Linked DNA regions of Homo sapiens: region 1 is linked to region 2. A link is an interaction called in ENCODE POLR2A ChIA-PET data of the cell type or tissue named here. Cell type or tissue: GM12878. All regions are shown on one strand. Links, peaks and the distances in the headings refer to the core of each region. The heading gives the core; the rest is flanking DNA.

Region 1 (2,804 bases), core at 18-2,517, 60 kb before region 2:
TATTGCCATCTTAAAATATTAATTCATCTAATCCATGAACATGGGATGTCTTTTCACTTCTTTGATTTCTTTCATTGATGTTTTGTAATTTTCAGTGTATAGGTTTTGCACTTCTTTGCTTAGATTTATTCATTAGAATTTTATCTTTTTAATGCTATTCTAAATGGCATTTTCTTAATCTCATTTTGATTGTTCATTGCTACTATATAGAAATACAACTGATGGCCGGGCACGGTGGCTTACACCTGTAATCCCAACACTTTGGGAGGCCGAGGCGGGTGGATCACTTGAGGTCAGGAGTTCGAGACCAGCCTGACCAACATGGTGAAACCACATCTCTACTAAAAATACAAAATTGGGCAGGCATGGTGGTGGGCGCCTGTAATCCCAGCTACCCAAGAGGCTAAGGCAGGAGAATCACTTGAACCCAGGAGGCAGAGGTGGCAGTGACCCGAGATCGTGCCATTGCACTCCAGCCCGGGCAAAAAGAGCAAAACTCCCTCTCAAAAAAAAAAAAAATACAATTGATGTTTGTGTATTAATCTTATATCCTGAAATTTTGCTGAGTTTATTAGCGCTAATGCTTTTTTTCTTTTTGCAGATTCGATAGGATTTCCTACATATAGGATTGTATCTCCTATGATTAGAGACAGTTTTACTTCCTCCTTTCCAATTTGGATTTTTTTTTCGTTCCTAATTTCTCTGACTTCAACTTTCAATAGGATGTTGAATAGTAGTGGTGAAAGTGAGCATCCTTGTCTTATTCCTGATCTTAGGGGAAAAACTTTCAGTAAAGACTGAATATACACCATTTAGTATAATGTTAGCTGTGGGCTTTCTATATACCCTTCAACATGTGTTTTTATTATGAAAAGATGTTAGATTTTATCAAATGCATTTTCTGTGTTTATTGAGATGATCATGTGGGTTTTGGCCTCTATTTTATTAGTATGGTGTATCACACTGATAGGTTTTTGCGTGTTTAATCAACCTTGCGTTCCTGGAACAAATTCCACTTAATCATGGTGTTGAAAATCAATTTATTTTCAATCATAGTGTATAATCTTTTTTATATGTTGCTGGATTTGGTTTGTGAGTTGCTGAGGATTTTTACATCTGTGTTCATAAGGGATATTGGTCTGTAGTTTTCTTTTAATGTCTTTGGTTTGGTATCAGGGTAATACTGGCCTCATAGAATGAGTTGGGAAGTATTTCTTATTCAATTTTTTTTGGAAAAGCTTGGGAAGGATTGGTATTAATTCTTTTTTGAACATTTGATAGACTTTACCAGTGAAAATGGGGTTTTGGGCTTTTCTTTGTAGGAAGTTTTTTGATTACTAATTCAGTCTTTTTGTTTGTTCCAGATCTGTGTATATTTTCTATTTCTTCTTGGGTTCGTTTCAGTAGTTTGTTTCTAGGAATTTGTCTATTTCATCAAGGTTATCTAATGTATTGGTATACAGTTATTCATAGTATTCCCTTATGTAGTAATCCTTTTTATTCCTATAAGGTCAGTAGTAATACCCCTTCTTATATTCCTGATTTTGGCCGTTTGAGTCTTCTCTTTTATTCCACACCCCCCCCCACACACACACACACACCCAGTCACTTTGGTTCAAAGTTTACTAATTTTGTTGGTTTGTAGTCAGCATTTTTTATCTTAGCATGGCATGGTTCTTCTCACTGCCTTTGTGACTTATTTATTAACTGCAGTATAGTAATACTGTAGCCTCTTGGCTTAGGAAAGCATAGGACCTGAGTCATTTGCCCATTCTCAAATTTCAAACTGCCCCTCTGTCTAATTTTGTCATCTGTAAAATTGGGGATTAAATGAGATCTACTATGCACAGTCAAGCTTCAAGTGGTGGGCAGGTAACTGGGTTCCCTTAGTAGCTGAATGAGTCTCTGCTGGAATCCATCCTCATAAAACATGATCTCAAAATTGGAACCCAGTAAATTTCTGCACGCTTGTCAGGAGCACCTCACCCCAGGACCGAGCACACAGTGAGTTCTCAGATGCTCCACATAAACACAAGAAAAGCAGCTCGTGGCACAGTTACATTTTTTTCTCTTCTGTAAGCCCATATGGTTAGTTGTGAGAACCAAAGAAGGATTCTTTCCTTCCAAAATTATGGGTTATTTTCTTTCCTTATTTCAAAAGCAGTATGTGAGCATTTCATGGGGAAAAAAAATGAAAACTAAGCCCAAAAACCAGAACACCCACAATTGTATCTGTCCAGAGATAAGCAATGTTGACCCTTGGCTTGGGGAATATAAGGAGAAGTCACTTTCAGAATACTGTTCTCTAGATTCTCCTATCCAGACCTCTGGAAAAGGTAGTTATTCCTCTTGTATTTGGGGACACTTTACCCAGAAACAAAGGACATTCATCCTCGAGCGTTGGTTTCCCACCCTGCTGAACATTGGAACTCCTCACGGAGCTTTTTAAAAATACAAATTCCCGGCCAGGCGCAGTGGCTCACACCTGTAATCCCAGCACTTTGGGAGGCCGAGGCAGGCAAATCACGAGGTCAGGAGTTTGAGACCAGCCTGGCCAACATGGTGAAACCCCGTCTCTATTAAAAACACAAAAAATTAGCTGGGCATAGTGGCAGGTGCCTACTATGCCCAGCTACTCGGGAGGCTGAGGCAGGAGAATCGCTTGAACCCAGGAGGCAGAGGTTGCAGTGAGCAGAGATCACACCACTGCACTCCAGCCTGGGTGACAGAGTGAGACTCTGTCTCAAAAATAAATAAATAAACAAACAAACAAACACATTCCCAGAGAGCACCTCAGATCCATT
Region 2 (2,804 bases), core at 25-2,524:
CCTTACAGAGAATCCAGTGATGGTTTCCCACGTGCCAGAGGCCTGAGGAAGGGCCCTGTTAGCCGGTTCCTTGATAACACCCCACACCTCCATGAACCGGAGTTCCAGGTTCTCAGACCCCCAGAACGGAAACCAAGGAAATCTATGCCCTCCAGCTGGAAATTCCCCAATAAACCCCCCACCCTCCGCTTGTGGTTGGGCTGTGTGTTCTGAAAGTAGCCCAGCGGGGCCCTTCCTTGCTCTTTTTCCTTGGCCCCAGGGCAAGCTGTGAGTGGCAGGCACCAGACCAGCCTTGTGCTTGCTGGCAGCGCTACACGTGGCCGCTCTTCCCACTGAGCAAAGGCACAGCTGACGGCAAGGCAGGATGCGCACCCTGAGCTGGGTTTGCGGGAGACTTCCAGTCTCCTTTTCTGGTGAGCCTAGGTGTGTGTTGGCAGAGACAGTGACTTACCATAAGGGGTGGATTGCATCCAGCACAAGAGTGAGGGTCTGGCCTTTGCATTGGCTGTGACCTTAAAAAGCTCTGTCCCTGGGCCTTGTGCAGGTCCGGGCCCCTCTGCCAGCCGGTTTTCTGCATGACCTTGGGCAGGTCCCTGTATCTTTGGGCTCAAACGTTGTCATCGTGCCAGTGCTCAACAGCATAATTTATGTTGGATTAAATGCTAGCTCTGAAAACCACAACTCTTCTATCCACTGTAGGCCAATTTGGGGAGGAGGCTGAAGGGCCAGGCTTTCTTGGCAGGCAGCGGCCCCACGTTTGCTGCACCGGCCTGCCGAGAGTGAGGCCGTGCAGAGCCTGCCCACACAGCCCCCGGCCCCAGCCATGCCCACGCGCTGCCTAGCCAGGCCACCCGTGAAGCCTCCCCCAGGCCAGAGCAGCCCAGGACAGCCTGGCAGTGTCCACGTTGCACTGTGTTTATGTCTCGTGGTCATGTGTTGTGAACGCCTCTCGCAGCCAAGAAGTGCTTCACATTCACTTCCTCTTTCCAGCTCCGTGGAGGCCTGGGCTCTCTGAGCTATGAATTGGCCAGACCTGCTGGGCTTCTGCCCGGCCCCCTCAGGCAGCCCCTGGCAGGCCTGGGAGCACTTTCGTTCTGGTGCTCTGCTGTCCTGAGCCACTGAGCCCGCGAGCAGCACCCCTGAAGTGACTCAGGGACAGGAGTTTCTCCAGCCCATGAGATTTTACTCCCCAGACCCTACTTCACTGGCGTCTGGAGGGTGGTCTTTGAGAAGATCTATATGTGATCCTTTTGTTTTGTTTTGTTTTTGTTTTTGCCACTCTGTCGCTCCAGCAGCATCACATCTGGACATACCTACCTTAAAAAGCTGAACTTCTTTTCTTTGAGATGGAGTCTGTGTCTGTCACTCAGTTTGGAGTGCAGTGGCGCGACCTTGGCTTACTGCAACTTCTTCCTCCTGGGTTCAAGTGATTCTCCTGCCTCGGTTCCCCCCCCAACCCCCTGGGTAGCTGGGATTACAGGCACGTGCCAGCACGCCTGGCTACTGTTTGTTTTTAGTTGAGGTCCAGCACATATAGAAAGTGCACACATCCTGGCCAGGCTAGTGGCTCATGCCTGTAATCCCAGCACTTCTGGAGGCTGAGGCGGGCGGATCACAAGGTCAGGAGATCAAGACCATCCTGGCTAACACGGTGAAACTCTGTCTCTACTAAACATACAAAAAATTAGCCGGGCGTGGTGGCGGGTGCCTGTAGTCCCAGCTACTCGGGAGGCTGAGGCAGGAGAATGGCGTGAATCCGGGAGGCGGAGCTTGCAGTGAGCCAAGATCGCGTCACTGCACTCCAGCCTGGGCAACGGAATGAGACTCCGTCTCAAAAAAGAAAAAAGAAGGAAAGTGCACACATCCTAGGTGTACAAGTCGTCGCAAAACACATGCGTGGCGAGCTGCCACCCAGGAGAAACAGAACATGGCCAGCCCTCTGGAAGTCTTCCCTCCTGCTCCTATCAACTCCTCCCTCCCCTTCTGAGGCTTCCACTGGCCTAACTTCCTCCTTTTTTTTTGAGACACGGTCTTGCTCTGTCACCCTAGGTGGAGTGCAGTGGTGCAATCATAGCCCACTGCAGCCTTGATTTCCCAGGCTCAAGCAATCCTCCCACCGCAGCCTCTCAAGTAGCTGAAACTACAGGCACACACCACCATGCCTAGCTCATGTTTTTTTTGAAGTTATTAGTAGAGATGGGGTCTTGATATGTTGCCCAGCTGGTCTCAAACTACTGGGCTCAAGTGATCCTCCTGCCTTGGCCTCCCAAAGTGCTGGGATGACAGGCCTGGCCCACTGTCCTCACTTCCAACACCACGGGTCCCTTTTGCCTGGTTGAATATAATTGCAGCTGTACCCTAGGATCATCAGGGGCCACCCGAGTCTGTGTCAGTCCGTACTGTCACATGGCCACAGACTATCTCATGGCTGGGACAGTCACAGTTTATTCCCCCAGGCCCTTGGGACTGAAAGAATCCAAGATCTGGATCTCCTCTATAGCGCCCAGAACCACAGCCACCGTCCTGAAGCACACGGCCTTCACACGTTTCTACACGAAGGGAGTTTTCTGTCCTGCTTCCTTGGACACAGCAATAATCAGGGAGCAGTTGTCTTGACCTATGATGAGGGGGTGACCGGCCATCCCTGGGCATGGGATGGGGAGTGTGGGTGGGGGCTGGCTGTGGGGGCTCCGCGCCTGGATGTGATGTTGAAATTTTGTGTTGCTTTAACCGCCTTTACTTTCTGAGCTAGGGGCTGTCTCCATCCATAGCAAAAGTGTAACTTTGTTGTAGATGGGCGTAAG

What was found. Peaks named below come from ENCODE experiments on the same cell type or tissue, not always from the same donor. Only the 100,000 strongest peaks of a DNase experiment are listed, where the experiment ranks them.
Region 1: POLR2A ChIA-PET joins it to region 2 with 5 read pairs; 7 of 35 experiments call an interaction of 5 or more read pairs at or near these places.

Annotation. Positions count from the first base shown.
Region 1 is chr14:100,355,180-100,357,983 of GRCh38, reverse strand. The region is part of intron 4 of WARS1 (tryptophanyl-tRNA synthetase 1); the gene reads left to right. Among named protein-coding and RNA genes, the nearest start is that of WARS1, 19 kb to the left of the region's middle. In GM12878, for the core only: no CTCF peak of the experiment used is centred there; no DNase peak of the experiment used is centred there.
Region 2 is chr14:100,295,646-100,298,449 of GRCh38, reverse strand. The region is part of intron 2 of SLC25A29 (solute carrier family 25 member 29); the gene reads left to right. Among named protein-coding and RNA genes, the nearest start is that of SLC25A29, 9.4 kb to the left of the region's middle. In GM12878, for the core only: no CTCF peak of the experiment used is centred there; a DNase peak (open chromatin) is centred at 1,009.